3 separate regions of the Mus musculus genome follow, and regions 2 and 3 are each linked to region 1. The links are chromatin loops, found by intact Hi-C in ENCODE. Cell type or tissue: left cerebral cortex. All regions are shown on one strand. Region 1 has its middle 12 kb from the start of Gm30657. Region 2 has its middle 8.0 kb from the start of Gm46942. Region 3 has its middle 9.2 kb from the start of Gm25076.

Region 1 (8,000 bases):
GTAGTGGCTTTAGTGCTTCCACAAATGTTTATCTCACTGTATACTAGGAAACAGGACAGAATGGGGAAGTCAAAAGGAAGAGACTGGACAGCCGATGCGCAGAGGAAGAAGGAGGTAGGGCCTTAGGTGAGAGGAAAATGCAAAGAAGGGGGTGGGGGGGGAGGGAAAGGCAGGGGCAAGGCGCGCATGCTCAAGCAGGAACACCCAGGCGTGAAATGGAAACCGGGCAGCGCATCCCGTTGATGAACCTTAGCTGACTTGGATCCAACAAGCATCAACAGGCTTAACAGCCAAAAAGCGATGGTCTGTCAGTGTTTCCAAGTTTGAAGTCGGCTCTTTCCTGGCCTCCTGGGATGCTGAGTTTGCTACTCCCTCTCCCCCACCCCCACCCCACAGCTCCATGTAAGGTTCGTCAGTGGGTTCATCGGGGGACCTACAAAGTTGGGGTGCCATCACAGGGGTTCCCCGTGGAAGTAGAATATGCTTTCAGTAAGTGCTAGGGACCCCGCCCCCAGCACGATGACTCTCTAAAGTGGGGAAGAGTGTCAGCCCCAGCACCTCAGAAACCAGGCAGGCCTGTGATCCCAGCATTCAAGAGGTGCAAGAGGGAGGGTCGAGAGTTCAAGGTTACTTTCAGCTAGTGACTTCAAAGCCAGTCTGGAATAAATGAAACCCTGACTTTAAAAGGGGAGGAGGGAGAGGAAGAGGGGGAAGAGGAGGAGAGGAAGAGGGGAAGGAGAGGAAGGAGGGAGAAAGAGAATGAAATTGAGATTCTGAGATTGGACGCGACCTGTTCAGGAGCAAACAGCTTATGTCAAGTCTGGGATGGGGAACGAGGTGTGTCTAACTCTGGAACTCAACTTCTGTACTACTTTGCCATTCTGCCTGTCACTAAAGCTAAAGGAAGTGCCCCAGGTGGGTTGAGGAGGGGACAAGAATTGTTGCTTGTGAAGTGACAGGTGTGGGCGGACAAGGTCCAAGGGAGGTATGAGCATGCTCAGAGGTGGATATAAGAACAGAAAGGTGCCAGGTGGGAGGGGTGGGGCAGCAGAGGAGACATGGAGGTAATTTGGGTACAGGGGTGACCCAGGGTCACACCCATAGTCTGACAGAGCTGCAGACTAACTGAAAAAACTATGCTCTCATTTGATACCAAGGCACAGAGAAGTTAATCAGGCTGCCTATGGTAAGATAGCATTCTAACTTCAGACCCTGCCTGCTTTCCCAGGCAAAGCGATGGTAGATATACTACAGATGACATAGAGGACTTCATTGACGTGTCCTGGGTGGGGGGAGGGGGTGCTGCCTTGGAGCCTGTCTTGACTACTGCCTGTTAGGTCGTGGGACATTGACTTTCAGTGTCCTGTTGTGAAAAATGTTATAGAAGGTGGCATATGGGGATGGTCACACTAGGGCTGTGGAATAAATGACCCCCCTTCCCTCCACCCTCTGCTGCATTTCAGGTAAACTAAGCCTCATGCTGAGTGTAAGGGTGGGAAACTTAGGGGTTTGATGAGGGGTGACCTGCAGGCTAGTGTCAGCTACAGGAGGCTTCCATTGGTCATTGACAGATTCTGACTAACAATGTTTATCAACATCCTTGGTGTTTGGAACTGTTTAAGCAAAACATATTTGGTGCCGGGCAGTGGTGGCACATGCCTTTAATCCCAGCACTTGGGAGGCAGAGGCAGGCTGATTTCTGAGTTCGAGACCAGCCTGGTTTACAGAGTGAGTTCCAGGATAGACAGGGCTATAAAGAGAAACCCTGTCTCGAAACAAACAAAAACATATTTGGCATGAAAACTTCTTGAATTCTGTTGGGGCTCCTCCTGGGCTAGCACCCCTCTTTCCCTCTTAGAAGCCAGGGGGCTTCCTCCACTGCAAGATGAATTCCCTAGGCTCTGGGTCATATTAAATATATCCTTCGGGGTGGCAAGGATGGCTCAGCAGAGAGTGGCACACACCCAGATCTCCAGGACCCATATCAAGGTGGAAGGAGAGAACCGACCTCCACACATTGCTGACACAGGTGTCTCCTACCCTGCTCCAGCTGTGCTCAGGGCTGGCCAATCAGAACACGGCATCCAAGATGCACTGGGATGCAGTGCGTGGAGGGGAGGAGTCCTCACCGCTTAGAACATCATGCTCTTGTACTTCTCTCCCGCCTCCAAAATGCAGTTAAATAAACCTCTGTTCTTTATAAATGACCCAGATTGTAGCATCCGGTTATAGCAACAGTGGGGGAGAACAAGAAAAGAGAGCAGACTGTGACACATCACCACAGTGACTGCCTGGAGTGTCTGTCCCTTGCCTCTGTCACTGCCATCTGTTCCTATGCTTTCCAGCTGATTTCTGGCATGTCACCTCTCCCAAGATGTCCTCCTGGATAGCTTTGTGAAGTGGCTTCCTACATCTACTCTTCTCATGTAGCTCCCCCTTTCTCCTCTCTCCTCCCTCCTTCCCTCTCCTTTGTTCCTCCTTCCCTACCTCCTCTCCACTCTCCTCCTCCTCCTTCCTCCCTCTACTCTTCTCACTGTAGCTTCCCTTTTCTCCTTCCTCCTCCTCTCTTCCTCCTTTCCCCTCATCTTCTTCCTCCTCTTCTCCCTCTTCCTCCCCTCTCTCCTCCCCTTCCTCCTTCTTTTCCTCTTCTTCTCTTCCCCCTCCTCTTCTTCCTCCCCCCTCTCCTCCCTCCTCCTCACTTTCTCTCCCTCCTCCTCTTCTCCCTTCTCTTCTCCTCCTTCCTCCTCTCCTCCCTCCCTTCTCCTCTGCTGCCTCCCTCCTCCTTTCTCCTCCTTCTCTTCCTTCTCCTCTTCTCCCTCTTCCTCCCCTCCCTCCTTCCCCTCCCTCCTCCTTTCCCCCATCTCCTCCTCCTCCTCCTCCTCCTCCTCCTCCTCTTCCTCTTTCTTCTTCTTCTTCTTCTTCTTCTTCTTCTTCTTCTTCTTCTTCTTCTTCTTCTTCTTCTTCTTCTTCTTCTTCTTCTTCTTCTTCTTCTTCTTTTTTTGTTTTTTGTTTTTTTTGAGACAGGGTTTCTCTGTGTAGTCCTGGCTGTCCTGGAACTCACTCCAGGCTGGCCTCAAAAGAACTCAGAAATCCACCTGCCTCTGCCTCCCAAGTGCTGGAATTAAAGGTATGCGCCACCACGCCCAGCTTCTCTTCTTCTTCTTGAGACAGGGTATCAAATCAAATAGTCCAGGCTGATCTCGAACTCATGATGTAGCCCAGGGATGACCTTAAACCTACCATCCTACTCCACCCCTGTCTAAAGTGCTGGGATTACAGATGTGCATCACCGCACCTAGTTTAATGTGGTAGGTTAGGTATCCACACTCATGCTGAGCGAGCGCTCCTCATTCTCAGCTGGCCTGCCCCGTTCTGTGATCCCGTGAAACCAAACACAGTCTTGCTGGTGGGTGACCTGCTGAGATTTGGAGGAGGTGGTACTGACTCCTACATTTTCCATTCATGGCAGCACCTAGCACATAGTAGGTGCTTAGTGCACTTTGGGTGAATGAGTGGAAACCTTGGGAAAGATGGGTGGCAGGGAGCTGGTTTCTGGCAGTGAGGACTCATGGCTAAGCTGGAGGTCCAGTGGAGAAGTGCTGACCTCATTGCTCTGGTTCCCAGCCCGAGGCTCATCCAGAGGCCACGGTGCACAGAGGGAACTGTGTGTACGAGTATTTTCACAGCTTCTCAGACTTCTGAACCAGCAGCCTTCCCAGGAAAACACAACACCCGGGGCTTGCTCCCAGCTCCTCCCGAGGAAAGCAGGGCCAGTGCCCCAAAGAGCAGGCCCTTTGTTTACAATAATAAAGCAAGGTCCATGGCAACCTGTTGTGACATCATGGGAGTGTGAGGTCACAGATCCTTCCAGGGGAAGAACAGGACTCAACAGACACAATGGATTCGGAACTTCCCTAGCCCCACCAGGGTGAGAATGTATAAATGTGTGTAAATATATAAACCAGCTGGTTTCTCTTGTTTTCTTTGCCTCCCTCTTGTTCATTCCTCATTTGTGGAAAAAAATAAAAAAAACAATATTTAAATAAATAAAAGTAAAAAAGAAAAACAACAACAACAAAAACCTCCGAGTGGAAAGCTTTGTCCCAGGAATTTCCTGTTGGCAGTTGTCCAGGGAACTGGGCATACCAACAGTCATGTGGAGAAAAGGGCCAGGCCTGGACCAGAGAGAATGCTTGATCTGCTGGCTTCAGCTTCAGGGCTGGGCTTCCCCATCCTGGGGATGCTGGCATGGAGAATTCCCCCATCCCACTCCCTGCCCCTCCCTTTCGCCTCCCCCTACGACTGGACAGTACATTCTGTTCTTTCCCCCCATTCTGTCTCCTCCTCCTCCCCCTCCATCTCTCTCCATTTCCTTCCAGCTTTCATTTTATCTCCTACTGTCTCTACTGTCTTTGTGTCCCCAACCCCAACCCCTCCAAGGCCCTGCCTCAGTATCCTTCTAACTTTAAGGTCTCTCTCTCTCTCTCTCTCTCTCTCTCTCTCTCTCTCTCCCATCCTGGGCTCATGTTACTGAAACATAGGAACATTTCAGACTCAGGGCATGTCTGTGCAGGAGAGGCTGTGTGACTCCGAGTTGCATGGCCAGGGGTCTGAGTTTCCTGGGTAGGCTCCTAAGTAGCAGATGCACATCATGCAGTCAGGAAACACATGGAGCCTGTGACCCAGGCACCAGGGAGGTGGTCACGACTAGCCACCATCTCCCAAGGCCTGCAAACCCTCTACCGATATGATCTTCCTGGCCACCAAGCCTTGCCACAGAAAGGCAGGGAAGGATCCCACCCCTGAATCCTCCCTCCAACTGTCAGGCTCTACACCAACATTTCCATTTCAGGTAAACTGGGCTATCTCAGTCTCCAACTCAGTCTGTTCTGAACAGCCATCCCCTGTGTGCTCCATGCTTGGCAGTGTTGCTGACCCCTGCCCATTAGATTTTTAGTAGGAAAGTAGCCCTGTTGTGACAACCCAATGTATCTCCAGATATGCCTGAAGGGTCCCCTGGGGGAGGGCAGCCTCCTGGAGTGGGGAGGGGGAAACACCTTTGCTCTTCCTCATCCAAGGCACTTTGATTTCCCCAATCCCCATAGCTTCCCAGTACTATGTGTGTTGTTGTGGCTGGTGGTGTCACAGCAGTGTGGTCCCAGGGTTTTCTGGGCACAGGGTGCGTGATAGTGTATGCCAGGTTGATCCCTAGAACCATCTCTGGAGCTGCTATGTGGCGAAGCCAAGGGGCTGCCCTTCATCATTCCGAGGAAGCTGTGGTCTTCGGCTCCTACATCCCTCGCTCTCTCCCCTGTCCTCTCTGCCTGAATCCACCTCATCCTCCTTCCCACTAGGCCACCTCCTCATATCAGGAGAAGAAACCTTCCAAGAGGCTGGCAAGGTGGTTCGGAGAGTAAGGAGACCTGAGTTCAATCCCTAGGGCCACGCGGTGGAGGATGAGACTGAATACATACAGGTTGACTTCTGATCTCTTTGTAGTTCAGAAATCCCATCTCTGGTGAATTGGCTTTGTAGTGAGGAGAACATGGCCTCTCTTGACAGTAGGGCTTGAGGGAAGCTGGGAGTTCCTATGAGAAGAGCCAGAAGCTGAAGTAGATGGGCCGAAAGAAGCCCTTGGGGACTCCCCAGTCAGTTCTGTATTGTGCCTGGTGGGCCCCATTTCTCATTGCTCATGTTCAGTTTAGTCCAATAGGGTCAGGCCATCATCCTTTCCTACGGCCGGCCGGCCAAAATTGGCTGGTGAGCATGCCCGGGGCCTCCTGATGGTTTAACGATCACATTTGGAGCAAAGGGAGTTTGGTGATCTGGGAGCATGGGGGACCTAAAGCCCTGAAAGACAGAGCAGAGGACCTGCTGTCCCCAACTGCCTCCCACCTTCCAAGCCTCTGACCGTGCTGATCTCAGTCAAAAGACTTCAGACTTCACAAGGGACACCCCCCCCCCGGGGGGGGGTTGGCACTTGTCTTTTGCAGAGCATGTTTCCAGAGCTCTCAGCTTGCCCTGAGTGGCATGGCAGATAATGAGAACATAGCCACAAGAACCTGGGGGAGCAATCGAGCCTGTGGCTCTCACCTCCCTCTGAGGACATCCACTCTGCTTCTGGTCCAGGGATACAGAACAGTCCTGGGAGCTTCCAGGCCCGGAGGAAGATATCTGGGCATCCTAGTACCACTCAGCTCCATTCTGCCCTTGACCCACAGAAAAAGTGAACCATGCTGGGGAGGACTGGAGGAAGATTGGCCATGGGATCTTCCCTAATGAAGTCCAGATGGGTGAGCACGTGTGTACACGTGCGCACGTGTGCTAATCCTCGTGTGCCCCACCACGGGCGGCGCATGACATCTTCACCCTACCAGCTCAGCTCTGAGGTCCGTAGGCATGTGCTCACGTGTGCACACGGCAGGCATGCACAGCCGCTTGGCATGAACCACGTTGGGGGTGCCACTTGGAGCAGGAACGATTTAATGTTCCAAATTGGGGCAGCAGTGGGGTGTGGTACCACGAAGAGGGTTGGTCAGAGCCAAGTCAGAACTCTTTATAACATTCGAGGTATCCTGCTTATTCTCCAAGGGTAAAGAGACCCCCGCAGGGTCTGGGATTCTGGAAAATCCACAAGTAACCACCTTCCAGCCAACCACCTTTCCTGACACTTCCCACCGGCATGCCCAGATGGTGCCTGAGATATAATCGCCACGTAACTCCTCCCCTCCCACCCCCCAACACACGCCAAGGCTGCAAGCCATGGAATACATTTCAAGCCACGCTGTAAACTGTGCTTTTGGATGTCATTGAGCCCTCCCGTGCCAATGACATCACAGTTTCCATGGCAACTAATATAATTAACATGAGGGAAGGTGCAAGGAGAAGGGAAGGCAGAGAAGGAGACGGGTAGAGTCCAGCCTGGAACAGAGAAAAGAACACGGGGTGCAGGGAGGGCAGAAGGACCCATAAATTCTTCTGCCACTTGTTAGACCGGCCCCCTGGACGTCACCCCCCCCCCCCGCCTCGTGGCAGGGTGGGGGTTGTGGAGGGTGAGCTCTTTGGCAAGCTCTGTCTCCTACAAAAATACAGAAAGGGCTTTGTCCCCTCTCCAGTTGCGGAGCTGACCCAGAGGAGCAAGCCTGCCTCAGGTGGGGCGAGAGCTCCTCTACGCTCCTTGGCTCTTGCAGGGTCTGGTGAAGCCAGGGCCTGGTGGGGCTTTCCTAGAGCCCAGCTGGGGATATGCATACTCCTATGGGAACACAGGTGACTGTGAAGTTGAAATGCTTGAACAAGAAAACCAGTGTTAGATTTTTCTTGCCCCTCTGCTAGAGGAGAGGTTGCAAGGGTAGAGGGCAGGTATGAGGAGAGGGGGGCATGAGTGGGATGAGGGTGCATGATGTGAAATATACGGAGGATCAATAGAAAGGTTTTGGTGTTGGTTTGTTTGGTTTTTTTTTTTTTGTTTGTTTGTTTTTTTGTTTTGTTTTGTTTTGGTTTTTGGTTTTTGGTTTTTAGAGACAGGGTTTCTCTGTATAGCCCTGGCTATCCTGGAACTCACTTTATAGACCAGGCTGGCCTTGAACTCAGAATTCCACCTGCCTCTGCCTCCCAAGTGCTAGGATTAAAGGCATGCACCACCACTGCCTGGCAGAAAGCTGAAAGAAAGAAAGAAAGAAAGAAAGAAAGAAAGAAAGAAAGAAAGAAAGAAAGAAAGAAAGAAAGAGAGAAAGGGAGAAAGAGAGAGAGGGAGAAAGAAAGAAAGAGAGAGAGAGAGAGAGAGAGAGAGGAAGAGAGAAAGAGAGAAAGAGAGAAAGAAAGAGGGAGGGGAGGGGGAGGGGAAGGGGGAGGGGAGGAGGAGGGAGAGGGGGAGAGGGAGGGAAAGCCAGCACTTCAGGTCACAATAATGACCCTTTACCCTTAGCTTGGTGCTAGCTTCCTGTGAGCCACGTTGGTTAAGCTCAGCTCTGGGACTGTTATTATTATGATGATGATGATGA
Region 2 (8,000 bases), 73 kb after region 1:
CCAGAGGCAGAATTTGACTGGCTAACTTGAATAGAAGGGGGTGGGGATGGGGGAGCCAGGGAGGGAGGGAGGGAAGGGTAGAGGGAGGGAAGAAGAAAGCAATGTGAGCCAGCAAGAAAAATAAGGGGGTGGGGTGGGGCCTAGGATGTAGCTCAGTGGCAAAAGGCCTGCCCGACACAACGTGAAACCCCCCGCACCTATCCCTAAATACACATGCACATGCACACAGAAAGAGATGGACAGACAGACAACAGAAACAGAATTAGAAGCTTCCAGAGAGATTTTAAAACATAAAATAGCCAAACAGTCTTAGAAAGGCACAGGGATTGCCCTGGCTATGGAGACCCAGGGGGGTCCCGGGGAGGTTTCCAGATGCCTTGATGGATTTGCGCCAAGGCTACAGAGTCCTAAATTCTGAGAGAACCTCATCTGGCATGGTCAAAATTGTGCGTTTACCTCTTGGCCAGAGGAAGGCAAGAGGTCCTTACATGAAGTTGCTTTTTCCAGAAGAAAGAAGACCAAGGGTGGGACTGTAGAAGCTATGGGCAGAACTCAACAGCTTTAAGTAGGGTGGGGTTTGAACTCAGAGCCCTGGCTAGCTTTCTGCTATCAAACCTTTAGACCTTCTGATTCTCTCTCCCCAGGCATGCTGCCCTGCCTGCCAGCAGACCTTCACAGTAATCCCCCTGTAGGGGCACAGAAACAGCAGAATCTTCTCATCTGGCCTGAAATGCCAGTTGAGAGCTTGCTCTTTGAGCACAAAGCCCTCGGGCTGCTGACGTTCAAGGAAGAGTTCCAGAGAATTAAGCTGGCTTGGTAGTGAAGGGCAAGCTTGAACCTGTGTCTCAGGGGCAGCACAGGAAGGAAAAAAACAAAAAACAAAACAAAAAAAACAACAATCTATTTCTCTCCTGCCTGTTGAGTGCCAGGAAGAAAATGTGGTGGAGTGTGTTTCCAGAGGGAGTCCAAGGTAGCTCCCGGCTAGTTTATTAAGCAGCCTAATTCCATCAAGATAAAGAGATTCCCTGCAATTGTTCTGAAGAATTCCATTGCTCCCGCTTTTCCCAGAGGCTAAAGGATTTGTGTGTGTGTGTGTGTGTGTGTGTGTGTGTGTGTGCACTCGAGTGTGTGTGAGAGTGTGTATTAGTATCTGTGAGTGTGTTAGTGTGAGAGTGTTTATATAAGAGAGAGAATGTGTGTTATGAGAGTGTGTATATGTGTGTGAGTATGAGTGTGTATGTATTATGTATGTGACTGGGTTACTGTGAGTATGTGTGTGTGTATATGTGTATATGTGTCAGTGTGAGTATATGTGCATGAGGGTGAGCATGAGTATAAGTGTGTGTGTTGTGTGTGTCTGTGTGTGTGTGTTCATGCTTTCAAAGGTCTCCAGCTGAGATATTTTAAATCTCCCCCAACACTACTGTTTTTTCTGGATCACACTGACTTCAAGGGGAATTTGAAGTCTGGTGTTCGGACCAATGAGTCAGTGAGTTCAGGACCGTAACTCAACCCTGGAGAATCCGATTGGCCTGGGGTGCTGGGAGGGCACACTTTTCAAAAGAGGAAGAGAAAGGACTTGGGAGGAAGAGGAAGAGTGTCAGAGTGTAGGAGAGGGAGGCAGGGGAGGGGAGTGGAGTGGAGAGGGAGAGAGGAACTGCTAAGAGATGGGGAGAAGGAAGGGGAGGAAAACGGGAGGGAGAAATGAGGGGGACCGGAAAGGGGGCAGAAGGGACAGAAAGCTAAAGTAACACGTGAGTCTAATTCTGGGAATAATGTCGCCTTGTGTCTCTGGCTTCCCGCAAGCTTCTCATCAAGGGCTTGGTGGAAAGACCCAATCTTTGAAGTTCCTCCCCCAGGCAAGTAGAAAAGAGATTTGAAGACTCTCTGAAACCTCGTTTCCCTGTAGGGAAGTGTCCAAGGGGATTTAAAGACAGGGATAATTGCACATCCTGGCGTCTCCATGCCACACCCACTCGATGGGAGGTGCTTAGTCAATGATTGCTTTCCCAAATGAATGAATGGATTCAGCTCTCAAACTAGCAGGCCGTGACCCTGTGGCTTCCCGTTGTTCTGTGCCCTGGGGTGATGGTGATGGTCTGAAACAGGACAAGAAGCCTAAGCTAGCTGGTAAGCGAGTCCAGCGGGTGGTCTTGTCTCCTCCTCTCCAGAAACTGAAATTACAACACAACATCGAACCCAGGTCCTTACACTCACAAGGCAAGTGAATGAAAAGAAGAAGGAGGAGGAGGAGGAGGAGGAGGAGGAGGAGGAGGAGGAGGAGGAGGAGGAGGAGGAGGAGGAGGAGGAGGGGAGGGGGAGGGGGACGGGGGGGGGGAGAAGGAAAAGAAATAAAATGGAAAGGAAAGGACACAGGCGCTCCTAGGTATGGTGGAGGAGAATGTTTATTATTATATCTGTGGGAGCATAGCCAGAAGCAGACACATCTGGGAGAGTCCAGCGTGGTCATGACCCTGAACTGAGTCCGGGGAGGGGAAGAGAGAGTGGATTATATTGGGAAGAGCCTCTGGGAGGCAGGCAGCCCAGCCCCTGGGCTGGAGAGTTCAGGGTAGAGGGCGGAGTTATGCCAACCACGCCCTGAAACAGGTAGGGACTGAGGAATCCTGGGAGGAGCTAGAGGCCAGGTCCTCTTTAAAATGTTAAATAGGCACCTCATTCCTCCCTCCCTTCCCCCCGCCCCCATTCCGGGTTTGAAACTTAACAGTGTATCCTTTAAGAACTGAGCCATGTGTCCCACTCCCATGCCCCAAGCCCATGAGACTCTTTGAATTCCATGGTCATCCTCTTTGGTAGATCATGAATTCTTCCGGTCTCACACCACACCATCTCATGCAAGCGTCTTTGCAGTTACAGGGCCGAGTGGCCAGACCCTGCCCACCCCTAACTGGCACTTCCCACCCCTCCACCCCCCACACCCCAACCTCCCGATATTCTTCCCACACCAACACATCCACAATGTGCTCTTAGTTTAAATGACATTTTAGCTTAGAATTTTCTCTTGCCCATTGTGTTGGACATAAGCAAGCTTGATGCTTAGGAAAATTCAGTTCTTACTAGCCACAAGCTGTACATCGGTTTCTATTTGTTTTCTGGGAGAGTCTTATGTAGCCCAAGCTGGTCTCATCTGGGTATAGAGTCAAGGTTGGCCTTGAACTCCTGATTGTCCTGTTTCAGCAAGTGCTGAGATGACAGTATACAATGAAAGGTTTATTGTTGTTGTTGTTGTTGTTTTGGATTGTGATAAAAATGATAGGAAGTTTGTACCCTGGGTTCTCTGTCATGTTCCACTGTTCAGGTCAGGCAATCTCCAACGCCACCAATCTGTAAGTGACCAAAACCTTGTGATATCTGTAATTCTCTGACGGTCTGGTTTTATCAAGAGACAATCTTAAGGCTATTAAATCCAGCTTTTTCTAATGGGTGTATCTGGGATGTGGTTCTCAGGAACACTTTGCTTGTGTGAATTTCAAGAACAAGGAAAAGTGGGGCACCACCCACACAGTCCACACTAGCACGATGAAGAATCTGAGACATCCTGCAGTAAAACAACCCAGTATGCTTCCCTGGCCATGACTGTGCAGGAACCTGAGGATGCTCTAATGAAGACCTGGACCCACTGATCTGTCCAGGTTGATCCGTTCCCTTTTTCATAAGGGGTGCTAGTGAGATTTTGGCTTTCCCTGAGTCTATATCTCTTCTTTGTCCTTACTAGGGAACTAGAAAGATAGCGACATAACAACTAAACTGCCAATCTCCTTTATCTTAATCACTGTTCTATTGCTATGAAGAGGCACCATGGCCAAGGCAACACTTGTAAGTTCATGATCATCCAGGCAGAGAGAAAACAGGCTGGCACTAGAGCAAGCAGTTTGTGAGCATTGCATCCTGATACACGGGCAGCAGGCAGAAACATAGGGAAGAAGGGAGGGAGAAAGGGAGAAAGGGGAGAGAGAGAGGGAAGGTGGGAGGGAGAAATGGAGGGAGAAAGAGAGAGAGGAAGAGGGAGAGAGAGGGAGAAAGGAAGGGAGAGAGAGGGAAAGAGAAGGAAGGAGGGAGGGAGAAATGGAGGGAGGAAAGAGAGAGAAAGGGAGGGGGAAGTGAAGAAGGGGAGGGAGGGAAGGAGGGAGGGAGGAAGGGAGAGAGAGAGAGAGAGACTCTGCCATGGTGTTTGAAACCTCCAAGTCCAGCCCAATTAACCCACTTTCTCCAGTAAGGCCACACCTCCTAATCCTTTTTAAACAGGTCTGCTCCCTGATGACCAGGCATTCAAATGAGCCAATGGGAGCCATTTTTATTCAAACCACCACGAATGTTCTTCCCCTAGTACTTGAACAGGCTAAATAGACCTTAAGTACCCCCACAGTTGGACCCAGCTGGAGACTTCTGCCTTGCTGCACCTGCAGTTTCCTACAGGAACAGACTGCCCACTGAGCTCACTTTGCAACATAATCCAGCTGAAACAAAGGATGGGTCTGTGGGTTTTCCCTATATAAACAGAGTGCTGAAAATTAAACTTTGAGCCTTGATCAGAACCTTTATCTTGGCTTCATCCTCTCGCACCCTGTCCTTTTTCATTTCCAGCCCTCCTTTCAGGTATACCCAGTTTGTCCATGGCCACTGGACGGCTACAACCACATGCTGCTTAGAACACCTTTCATTAAAACCCTTGTTGTTGGGAATGGAGAGATGACTTCCAGTTTGGTTTGAAACACCCAGGTTAGGTTTCCAACCACCTGTAACTCCAGCTTCAGGGGATCTGACAACTTCTGGCCCCCAAGGATACCATGCACACATGGCTTGCGTTCGTGCAAACACACATATGTACACATAAAATAAAAAATAGTCTAAAAGAATTTAAAAGTAAAGCAATGTGTACTGTGTGTGTGTTTTGTTTTTGTTTTTTAAAGAGGAATAGCCTCCCAAAGAAATAATAATGAAGAAGACAGTTGTCAATGCAAATTTCAAGCAAGTTGTAACTAGATGTCACTAAAGATCTCACAATGTCTGTCCCTAAGTGTCTTAGTCAGGGTTGCCATTGCTGTGATAAAATACCATGATCAAAGCAACTTGTGGAGGAAAGGGTTCATTTGGCTTATATTCCATAATAAAGTTTGTCATTGAAGGAAGTCAGGACAGGAACACAAGCAGGGCAGGACCTAAAGGCAGGAGCTAATGCAGAGGCCATGGAGGGGTGCTGCTTACTGGCTTGCTCCCCATGGCTTGCTCAGCCTGCTTCCTTATAGAACCCAGGAGCACCAGCCCAGAGATGGCTCCACCCACAGTGGGATGGCCCTTCTCCATCAATCACTGATAATGAAAATACCCTATAAACTTGTCTACATCCTGATCTGGTAGAGGCATTTTCTCCATTGAGGCTCCCTCCTCTCAGATAACTCTAGCTTGTGTCAAGGTGACACTAAACTAGCCGGCACACTAAGAAACAAAGAAGGGGACTGTATACTTTGGGGATCATCTTTGTAGACATCAGACAAGACCCCTCCTTGCCCATAGGTCCCATCCCACACTAGCACAGAGGAGTCAGAAGGCCTAAAAGTGGCACCTGAGCAGATGCTAGTGTACCAAGCTTAGTCGCTGTCATTTGGTCATCACCAAGGAGAAGAAATAAAGGGCACATGTTTGTTTGTGTCCAGGTCTCACGACTCAGTATACTAATACTCCTACCACCATGTGTGAGTGTGAGTGTCTGTGTGTGTGTGTGTGTGTGTGTGTGTGTGTGTTTGTGTGTGTGTGAGAGAGAGAGACACACACAGAGACAGAGAGACAGAGAGACAGAGAGAAAGAGACTGAGAGACAGAGAGAAAGAGAGACAGGGACTGAAAGACAAAAAGTCTCACTGTGTAGTCCTGGCTGACCTAGAACTCACTATATAGACCAGGCTGGCCTGGAATCCACAGCCATACCCCTGCCTCTGCTTCCTGAGTTCTGGGATTAAAGGCATGTCTCACCATGCCCAGCCTAAAAATCAGAATTTCTAGAAACAAAATTAGAAGAGACAATTCCAGGTAGATCAAATGATGTTGACAATCCCCTGAAGGGTGGAAGTGGGGAGCCGTCCACCTAAAGGATAACCTTTAAGATGGGGAAATTGGGGGACATAGCTCAGGCACAGAAGCTTTAAAACATGCAAAGGTACGAATCTGGATTCCCAGTCCCTCAAAACAAGCCAGGCCTGGTAGATCTATAGAGGATACCAGCCATGTCTGAGGTAGACCAAATGGACTGCCATTCAATAGAACCAACACTTTCCCTGAGAAATGACCCTGGTCCCTTTCCTAGTGCATACATAATACACCCACAAGGCCTCAAAAGGAATTTGTATGGAAGGGAGGGGTTGTTGCGGTCAAAGGGCGGCTAGCTCGTACTTGAGGTTCTGTGGGCTATACACACAGCCTCTGGTGCAGCCATGCATCTATAACTGTAATGTGAAGACTTCCTTAGGCAGCAGGCAAGTGAATGGACAACAGAGCTAATTGATCAGATCTGACTCAGGACTATTCTATACTCAACCTTCGCTATAGAACATGGCCGTAGCTATCTTTAAAGAGCAAACAGTTACATCTATAGATAGAATGAAAAGATGCACAGTCAGCTAATATTCCCAGATGTGTCTTCATAACTGGGATAAGATCCAGAACATGCCCACCTCCCTAAAGAGGCCCCTCCAGCCCCACCAAAGCATCTGCACCGCTGATTCAGCTTCTCTCCTCATGATTATTATTGCCCCTTAGACACTGGGTTCAGAATATACACTCTGTCTCTCTGATGCAGGAAGTGTCATCGTAGACCTTATGAGCTTTCCCAACTCCATTGCCAGTCAGCGCCCCACATCTCTGTGCTACAGTATCTTGTGTCTGGGCCCCACATCACATCTGTCCTGATTCACCAGTGTTGGGTCACGCCCAGACAAGAGATGTCAGGAGTAACGCCATCAAGGATACTCTTGAACATCTCCTTGGGGCAAACGTTCACACATCATTCAATAAAAACATTTTAGGTGTCAAACCAAGGTCTGCGTGGTTCTGGAGTGAGATGTGTCCTGGGATTGTCACTGTACTTCACTTTTATTTGTAGAAATACTTTCATTTACAAATACCTGTGTGTGCCTCTTTCCTCCTTGAGACTGGACCCTGTAGCTCAGGCTGACCTGGGACTCACTGTGTACCCCCGGCTGGTCTCAAATTTGTAGAGACTTTCCTGCCTAAGCCTCCTGAGTGACGATATTAGTTCATACAGGTACAAGCCACCCGTGTATTTTTATTTTTATTTTCTTAGTGTGATGTGTATGTGTGTGTGCTCACGCCCGTGCACACGTGTGTGTGTGTGTGTGTGTGTGTGTGTGTGTGTGTGTGTGTGTGTGTATACATTTACATGGAAGTCAGGGAACAACCCTGTGTGTCATTCCTCAAGCACTGTCCACAATTTGTGTGTGTGTGTCTTTTTCTTTTCGTCTATCTTTCCTTTCTTTTTTTAAGGTGGTTAATGGGGATCGAACCTAGGACTTTATGGATTTATGGTGTCCCACCTGTGCCCCAGAGCTCTGGCCACTCGGGGAGGCGGGGCACAGGAGTTCTATTTGTGTAGACCCCAGGCCGGTGCTGGGCAAGCATCGGGTTATGAGAAGCCATGGGATCCCTCTTTAGGGGTGGGAGAACACAGTCTGAGGTCACCGGGAACTTGCCGGAGCTGGCTAGGGGGTCCCCGGGACCCGCGTGGAGGCTGGGACCATCAGTTTCTCAGACACCGCTGGGAGTCGCAGAAGAGTTGGGAACAGAGTGGTGGCCCCAGGGGCTGGATTTAGCCTGGGGCCTAAGGGGAGAAGAGGGCAGCTCTGGCTGGGTCCCACAGGGAGAAGAGAGTCCTTGGCTTGCTCAGCGGGCGTCTTGGCTTGGCCGAGACCGTGGCTGAGAGCACTGAGAGGCCTCCTGCGGGAGATTAGACTATGCTCCTGCTCCATTGGC
Region 3 (8,000 bases), 150 kb after region 1:
CACAGGGTCTTAGGTTGCCCAGGTCAGCCTCAAACTCTTGATGGGGCCACAAACCCTCTCTGTTGTTTTGAACTCTTGACCCTGCTGCCTTCAGCTCTCACGGGCTGAGATCATGGGTGTATTCAACTAGTATACATTTTTTGGAATAAATATATTTACCCACCTATTCTCTGTAAGCCTCTAGCACCTACTTCATTATCTATATTACAAGAAAAAGACTGAATGGGAAAAAATTAACAGGATTACAGAGTGTGGATGCAGACGGAGGCTGCCCCCGCTCCTGTCTCCCCCACCACCACCACCACACACACACACACTGGGTTTTAATCTAATTCACACAGATCTTTGCTTACAATTTTCCGCAATGTTCTGCCGTTTCTTACATTCAAGCTCAGTGCACACCTGTTTACACGCAGTGTAACCCTTGGGTGCAATAGCGGCACCTTCTCTTTCAAATGGAACGCTTCTGAACAGAGAAAGGCAGGCAGAAGCACTCTGCCTCCAATTACACATGCGCAGGCCTCCAAAAGCAACCTCTTAGGGCTCTTCCAGTCCACAAGCTTGAAAATGTAGGAACAGATGCTTCCAAATTGTACGGAGAAATAAACAAACACATCAATGACTGCCTGGCTAGTCCCTGGGGGCCAGAGTCAGTCTGGAGGACACTTTATGGCCAGTGAGAACCTGGAGATGGAAGTCCTACTTTGTAGACTCGAGGGATGAAGAAGAAACCGCATCAGTTTGGCGTCTCCTTTGAACCTCGTGCTCCTCTGGAGTCTTCTGTGTCTATTGTTTCATATCACTTTATTCTTAATTATTTTAAATATGCACTTATTAATGGGGTAGGAAGCAGGGCCTGAGTCACGTAACTCACGTGGTGGAGGTTGGAGGGAACTTGCGGAAATCCCATTCTCTCCTTCCACCATGAGGGCTCCGGGAAATGAAATCAAGTCACCAGGATTGGTAACAAGCACCTTTACCTGCTAAGCCATCGGGCCGGCCCCGGATTACTTTAATACCCATTCTGTGGATGGGCAGAGAAGGAAACTGAGGAGGGCGGGCGCATAGGTATGGCAGAATTCAAGCCCCCTGCAGACTCCATATTCAGCCACGGGATGCTGGCAGGCTGGTCTTGGCTTCTCCTCTGCTAGAGAGAGACATGCTCCCTGGGATGCCCATGCACTTGGGCATGGGTAACCCTAACGCCCTCTCCTCTCCCCAGGCAGGAAGATGCCTATTCCTAGAGAAGCCAGGAGCTCACACAGAGGGAGAGGGGTTGTAGTGCCCCCTTGTGTTGGGAGGACCAGCAAAGCACACCCCTGGAACTCTGCACCCCTCTTTCTACCAAGGGTACGTTGGGCTGCAAGCAGGCTCTGACTTTCTACCACCGTATGTCAGTCACTCCGCTCCCATCTCAAGTTCTAGAACGGCGCTGGCCCAGCGTTCACAGCGCCTAAGATGTGACTGTGTGTGGACTCACCTCCCAAGATGCCGGGCAAGCCACATGCAGTCCACACACCCCGTGCTCCCTTCTGAGCTTCTCTTCTTTTAAAAGACACGTCTATCTATTGTAGTACAGTGGACCTCTGTGATGCCCAACACGTCTGTACGAGGAATGTTCCCAGGCAAGTGAACGCTGTCCTCACCCTGTCTTGATAGGTTTAACACCCTCCTACATCAGCAGGGAGGGAGGGAACTCCACTTCCGTGTGCAAGGGCGTGGCGAGAGCAGACTGTGATTTGGACAAATCCAAGTCTTGGTGTAACTGATAAAAGACCTCCTGTTGTCGTATCAAAGGAGAGAGTTGTTGTTGCTGCTTGCTTGCTCTCCTTCTTTCTCTCTCTCTTTCTTTCTATTCCTTTCTTTTCTTTCTTTGGTATTTGTTTTGCCAAAAGACTTTCTATGAATTTCTTTTAAGAGGCTTCTGCCATGGGATGGGTTCTTTCCAAAGACTCTACAGCCTGAAGTTACTTGGGAACTTCCCTTCTCCTGGTCAGCCTCAGTTTCTCCTATCTGTAAAATGGAGCCATTCGTAAAGAGTCAAAGGTACTCTCTTCGGGCTTCCAGGACCTTGGATTTGGAGCTCATGTCACCTTTAAAGTGTTACACTGCTAAGTCCCGCCTCTTCACATGACAGACTGTGGTTTGCATGTATTCGGCTTGCCTGTGACAGGAATTGGGGTGGTCATCTGTCAAAATCCTCTGCCTGAGTGGTGCCTATACCCTGGTTATCAATGAACGGTGTGTGCGCACAGGCACACGCTTGATCAAAGCACAGACCTCCCTCAGGTTTTTTTGCAATATGCAAGCTGTCACAGATCTCAAGGCAAGATATTATGTCTGATAAATAGAGGCGGACAATAAATGATTTCTATATTAATATCACTAAAAAAGTGTCCCTCTCCTGCAACTCAACGGAGACTGGAAGGCCAGTGGATATATAAGAGGAGGCTACAGATACCAAACAGAGACTGGTCCTGTGACAGTTGGGGTACCCCACCACCACCAGCACTTCACAATTCACTCCCCCCTCCCCTGCCCTCTCCTCCTTCATCTTTTTCAGTTCAAAGAAAAGGGGGGTCTTCATTTTCCTCCTGCTGATGGGGGTTGATTAGCAGTCAGGTGAAGCAATACTCAGGGGACAGCACAACAGATTAATTAAATCACTCTGGCTGGCTAAGTGGTGACACTGTGATTTATAGCGGCGCTCACTCAACCAGACAGCGGGCTTTCCTCGAATGCCGAAGGAAGGAGGGCCAGGCTGGCCAGTGGTTACAGACCTCGGGCACGACAGACTTTCAGGCCAAGCATTTTTACCCTTAAGGCAGGCAGAGGGCCTCCAGCTGGGCTCGAATCTCTGGCCTAGGAGAGAAACCAGAGAGAAGTGATGGACTGGCCACATGCAACAGTCTTGATGTGTCTCTGCAGAAGAGGAGCCTCAAAGAGATTCCGCTGTGGCTCTCCCTGAAGAAACAGCCCCCTGCCAGCTACAGCCTGGTGACTGGGGGGGGGGGGGGGGGGTGGGCTTTGTCCCTGTTTTCCAGGACAGAATTGTCTCCTCAGCAAGATGCCCCACTGTTTCCCTTAGATGTTTTGTGGGCGGCTGCCTCCACTTCCCTGAGGAACTAGGTCACACAGAGTAGTGTGACAACGGGAGCTATTCTAACACATTTAGCAAGAACCGGTTCTGTGACACGCTGTGTGGGAGAGCGGGGAGCTAGCTCATTTCCACATCATTCCTGAATTCGTGTGTGTGTGTGTGTGTGTGTGTGTGTGTGTGTGTGTGTGTGGTGTTAATTACACACATATACCTCCATTATGATGTCATGACCTGAGTTTTATATGGATGGACCAGGTACTTTACCCACTGAACTGTCCCCCCAGGTACCCCCCTCCCGCCCTGGGCCCTCATTTCCCAGTCTTTCCTAAGGAATCAGAAACTGAGCCTCAGTTTCCCTAATTTATAGTGAGTTCTTCCTATCTCTGGCTTTCTTTTCCTAACCATCTGATGGCCCTGGTCAGAACTAAATTAGATATCTTAGACCTGAGTGCATAGTCAGCCGGCAGGTAGTCATATTCAAGGAAACTAGACACCCCCACTGTTCATGAACAGATAAATGAAAATAACAGAATCCATGCAATGGGGTGTTATATAAAATCCATACAATGGATTCAGCCAATATTTCTAAAAAGGAAGAAAATTGGGAGGGGTGGTGGTGAATTAGTTCCGTTGGCAGGGTCCTTTGCCTAATGAGAACGATCCCCAACACCACAGGTGCCAGGGTGGTGACGCAGGCGTGCAATCCCAGTGCTTAGGAGCTGGGGCTGAGGATCAGAAACTCGCCTACATGGTGAGTTGTAAGCCGGCCCTGGACATTTTAGACTCTGCCTCAAAAATTAAAAAAATATTAAGGAATGAAATCCTGCCCCTGCTATAAGATGGGTGGACCCTCGGGTCATTGTACTAAGAGAAAGAGACCATACACAAACTACTGCGTGATTTCAGAGCCCGGGAACCTGCTACCTTCAAATCCCATGGGGAGAAAGAGGAAGGTTGGTGGCCAGGCAGGAGAGAGGGAGGTGGAGATAGTGTGTGGTAGCTGTCCTGTTCAGCGTGAGGTCCGAAGGTTCCGCGGAGCTTGGTAGCATTGGCTGTGCCACCGTGAAGCAACACACCACACCTAAAAGCGGCTAACGTGGCAATGCGGCTGTGATTTCTAAAACTTAGGTAAATTATGTCACTGATGACAACAGCAAACAAATTTCCTCTTTCTCCTGATTTCAGTTTTTAATTAGCATGTAAAGTAACAGGTTCCATTATGACATTTTTCAGAAACCCATGTTACTGTATCTTGCTCACATCCAGCCCCTCGGGACCCTACGTCGTCCACTCTCTCCCCTCCCCTCACCTTAGCCCCACAAATGCTCTCCATTAGCTTAAACAAAGCATGCTTGCAGGCAGGATGCAGAGAGATACAGAAGGAACCAGGAAGAAGCTGAATTTAGGTCTCCAGTGGCTTCCCCCCCACCCCCAGCTTAGGAGTCTCAGAAATCCCTGAGAAGCCGCCGGACCCTTATCTCAAGTATGTTGAGAACCCGGGCGCCATCAAATATTAAAAGGGTAGAGCGACCGACTGGCATAGTTTTCCATATAAATGACACTACTTACATATATGAAGATTGCTTTTCAAATTCAAATATAATTATTTTTTTTTAAAAGGCATCCAGCAAGCTTCGGCTCTTTCCCCACTCTGACACTTCTGGCTGTTGTCATGGTGTAGTGAGGTGCCTGCTGGCAGACAGCCCAAAGCACTTTGTAATATGCCCTACAGATCCTCGTTGAGAAGTGATCAAAGAGTTGGCAGCGGGTGAAGACGGGGCTGAAACCAGCCCTACGAGGGCTGGGGCCGGGCCATTGTCCCTCTTGGTGGGAACAGCTGCTTAGCAGACACTGGTACAGCCTGATTATCTCAGGCGCGCTCTCAGAAGGCTCTGGATTCTCTGGGGGCCTGCACCTTGCATTTTAGCAGACAGCTTGGTAAGGATGCCGTGTCAAACCCCTTTTGAAATGTCTCCTTGACTCGTGGGTGGAGATGGAGCCTGGGAATCTCATTAGGGGTCCCTGTCTCCCTCTGCCACATCCCCCTGCCTGCTGCCGAGCAGAGCTCATGGGGCACACAAATGGCTCCCCTCTTCAATCAGCCTCCAGAAATTGCTCCGCAGACATGGTGCAGGTTACCTAGGCGGACCTGGGAAGCCAGCTCCTGGGTACCCCTGGAAGAATGATTTGTGGAGTTTGCATATCTGAAGTGGGCAGGATGGTGATGCCTAGGGTGGGGTAGTGGGTGGCGGAGGTAGGGGAGAAGTCAGCAGCTCTGGACTGATTTTTGTTGCTGTTTTGACACAGGGTCTCCTAAAGCTCTAGGTAGCCTTGAACCCACTGTGTAGCCAAGCACGGCCTTGAAAGGCCAATCCCTTTGCCTTCACCTTGCAAATGGTGGGATTACAAGTGCGCACATTCATGTGTGATTTAGGAGCTCCCAGTTGTTATAAATGGTAAGAAGCCACCACCAGGCCATTTCATATTCCCAGTATAGGCTGGAGTGGAAAAGGAGGCTCCAGGGGCGGAGGGGACAATAGGAATATCGTCCATCTGATTCTTCCCACTGCTCCCCACACTCTCCCTCACCTCCATCTTCCCCTTCCATGGTTCCTTGTCTGGTCTAGAAAGTTTAACCACCGGTCAGCACGAAGTCACAGCGGCAGGCATGGGCCGGAACTGAAGGTTAAGAAGGGTGTCTGCCCTGTGCCAATATGCCTTGGCTCCTATATGGCAGGGTCAGGACACGCCTCAGAGCTTATACACCTCAGAGGGCCATTTGTTTGGTTCTCTGGGGGTGGTTTCCATCTACACCCTAAAAGGAAATGGGTTGGTTTCCTTTCACCGGGTTGGGGAGGGGCAGGGATATTAGCAGTAGCCTGCTGCCCAGTATTGTGTGGGTTCAGAACAATTCCAGCGCCTTTGCCTCCACCCACAGCTGAAGAGCTCCTGGCCTTGGACTCCAGAGGCAAAGGCTGATGGGAGGAGGGCCAAGTTGCAAAATGAATATATGCATGTGTGCCTTCCACGCTAATCACCAGGAACGTATTTTTGGGGAGGTGAGGCAGAGCGGAGCTGCGGGACACCCCCCCATTAGTGTTAACTTTATTTCGGTAATGAGATGCCGGGCCTGGAACAATCACTGTGGCTAATCACAGTGATGAAGACTGCATGCTGGGAAGGGAGGGTAAGGCCATGGGAAGGGGGTCCCAGAGCCCTGGGGCCACCTGATGTGGAAGAGGAGACAAGGACAGGACAGAAAGGCTCTGGAGGGAAAGCTGAGAGTGTCCAGGCCAGGAGGGAAAGCGCCCATACAACTCCATCCTCATCTGAACTCAAGGGACACAGCACACAGCACGCTGCTCACGGGATGCTGGCACCCAGAGGTAGCCGCAGAGGGAGAGAGCAGTCCCGGCCATAGAGTCCACCCAGGCAGGGGTCAGGAGCACAGGTAACAAAAAGCAAAGCCACAACTATGCATTAGGCCGACCTGGCCAGCCAGGGAGAGAGACAGGGAGGGACGGGAGGAAGTGAGCCACGCAGACCAGGTTCTAGGGAGCTGCAAGGAAATCTGCAATGTGCCCAGAAAGGTTCCGTGTTCCCAAACCCTCGGAGACCCCAGCTCCCACTGTTCAATGTGATGTGGGTCACTGCTGTGGTGAAGTTTGTGATCCAGTGAAGAGACCAGGCAGAGGGGAGCACACCTGTCACCCAGTGCTTGGGAGATCAAGGCCAGCCCAGCGGACTGGATGGGAAAGTCCCTATGTAGGAAGAAGGAAGGAAGGGAAGAGGGAGGAAGGAAGGGGAGGGAAGAAGGGGAGAGAGAGAGGGAGGGAAGGAGGGAGGGATGAAGGAAGGCATAGGGGGTGGGGGAGTGTACAGTACAGCCTGGGGGGGGGGGCAGCAGAACATCGAGTGACTCTTAGCAAACCTTTCAAGGGTCCCTCTCCCTGGTGAGAGGAACAGTTCCTGCAAGAGCCTGAGAGGCTGCTGGTATGACTTAGGCAAGAAGTCGGGGCTGGAGGGTGAACAGGAGCCATGGAAGGAAGAATCTTGGTTCTGAAAGGACCACCTGGACTCTTACCTCCCCTCTGGGAGGTGCTGATGGCATCTGGGATGGGGAGATAGCTCATGATGCCAGGCTGTCTAGTTTGGTCCCAACCATTAGGAGCATCAGGACCAATGGTCAGACTCAGAATCTCACCCTAATCAGGATCCTGCCCCTGCCAGCCTCTCTTCCCCCTGGCCTGATCCTGCCACTTGAGTTAACTTAGGTACTTCATCAGATGGATAAGGCGTCCTCCCTGACACATGGTTTAGAGTGGCATTCATTGCTGTCTCCCTGGCTCCTGACATCGACACAGATCGGGGCTGCTTCTGTCTCCGCAGCAACCACATGAGAAACAGGAGTGTTGGGGAGCCAATTCATTACCCAGCTGTTAAGAGTAACAAAGCAGAGACACCCAGCTTGCCTGATCAGGCTGCAGCAGGTGAGAGCTATCCTCAGCCTGGTGACAAGGCAGCCGCAAGCCCCTCTTCTCCATAATCTTGACCCACCAGGGCTCAGCCTCCAGCAGACCACAAATGGATGGGTTAATTCGTTTCCTACCCTGTTCCCATCAGATACTATACCCAGAACCAGCCACCACCTCAGAGAGTGCGGCTTTCACACGGCAGGTGCTGAGAACCACATGCCACAGAAGGAAGTAAAGGCGACTACATGACAGAGATGTTTTTATTGGGGTCGGTTTGCTTAAAAAACTAGGTTTTTCCTCTGTGGGTTATTCTTGCAAGCTTAGACCTCGAGCAACAAAAGATCACAGTTCCAGGTGGTATCTTTAAGGAGCGTTAATTAGGGCTCTTGGCACTTAGAACATGAAACATTTTAACATTTTCTGAA

The links. Peaks named below come from ENCODE experiments on the same cell type or tissue, not always from the same donor. Only the 100,000 strongest peaks of a DNase experiment are listed, where the experiment ranks them.
Region 2: it touches region 1 in a loop (4-fold over the local background); 5 of 42 quality-filtered maps call a loop at or near these places.
Region 3: it touches region 1 in a loop (10-fold over the local background); 3 of 42 quality-filtered maps call a loop at or near these places.

Annotation. Positions count from the first base shown.
Region 1 is chr5:118,421,115-118,429,114 of GRCm38, reverse strand. No RefSeq gene overlaps it. Among named protein-coding and RNA genes, the nearest start is that of Gm30657, 12 kb to the right of the region's middle. In left cerebral cortex, no CTCF peak of the experiment used is centred here; DNase peaks (open chromatin) are centred at 2,259, 3,763, 4,189 and 6,761; H3K4me3 peaks cover 429 bases; H3K27ac peaks cover 4,047 bases.
Region 2 is chr5:118,347,867-118,355,866 of GRCm38, reverse strand. No RefSeq gene overlaps it. Among named protein-coding and RNA genes, the nearest start is that of Gm46942, 8.0 kb to the left of the region's middle. In left cerebral cortex, no CTCF peak of the experiment used is centred here; a DNase peak (open chromatin) is centred at 3,526; H3K27ac peaks cover 1,171 bases.
Region 3 is chr5:118,271,626-118,279,625 of GRCm38, reverse strand. No RefSeq gene overlaps it. Among named protein-coding and RNA genes, the nearest start is that of Gm25076, 9.2 kb to the right of the region's middle. In left cerebral cortex, a CTCF peak has its summit at 1,292 (motif pointing left); DNase peaks (open chromatin) are centred at 3,165 and 4,831.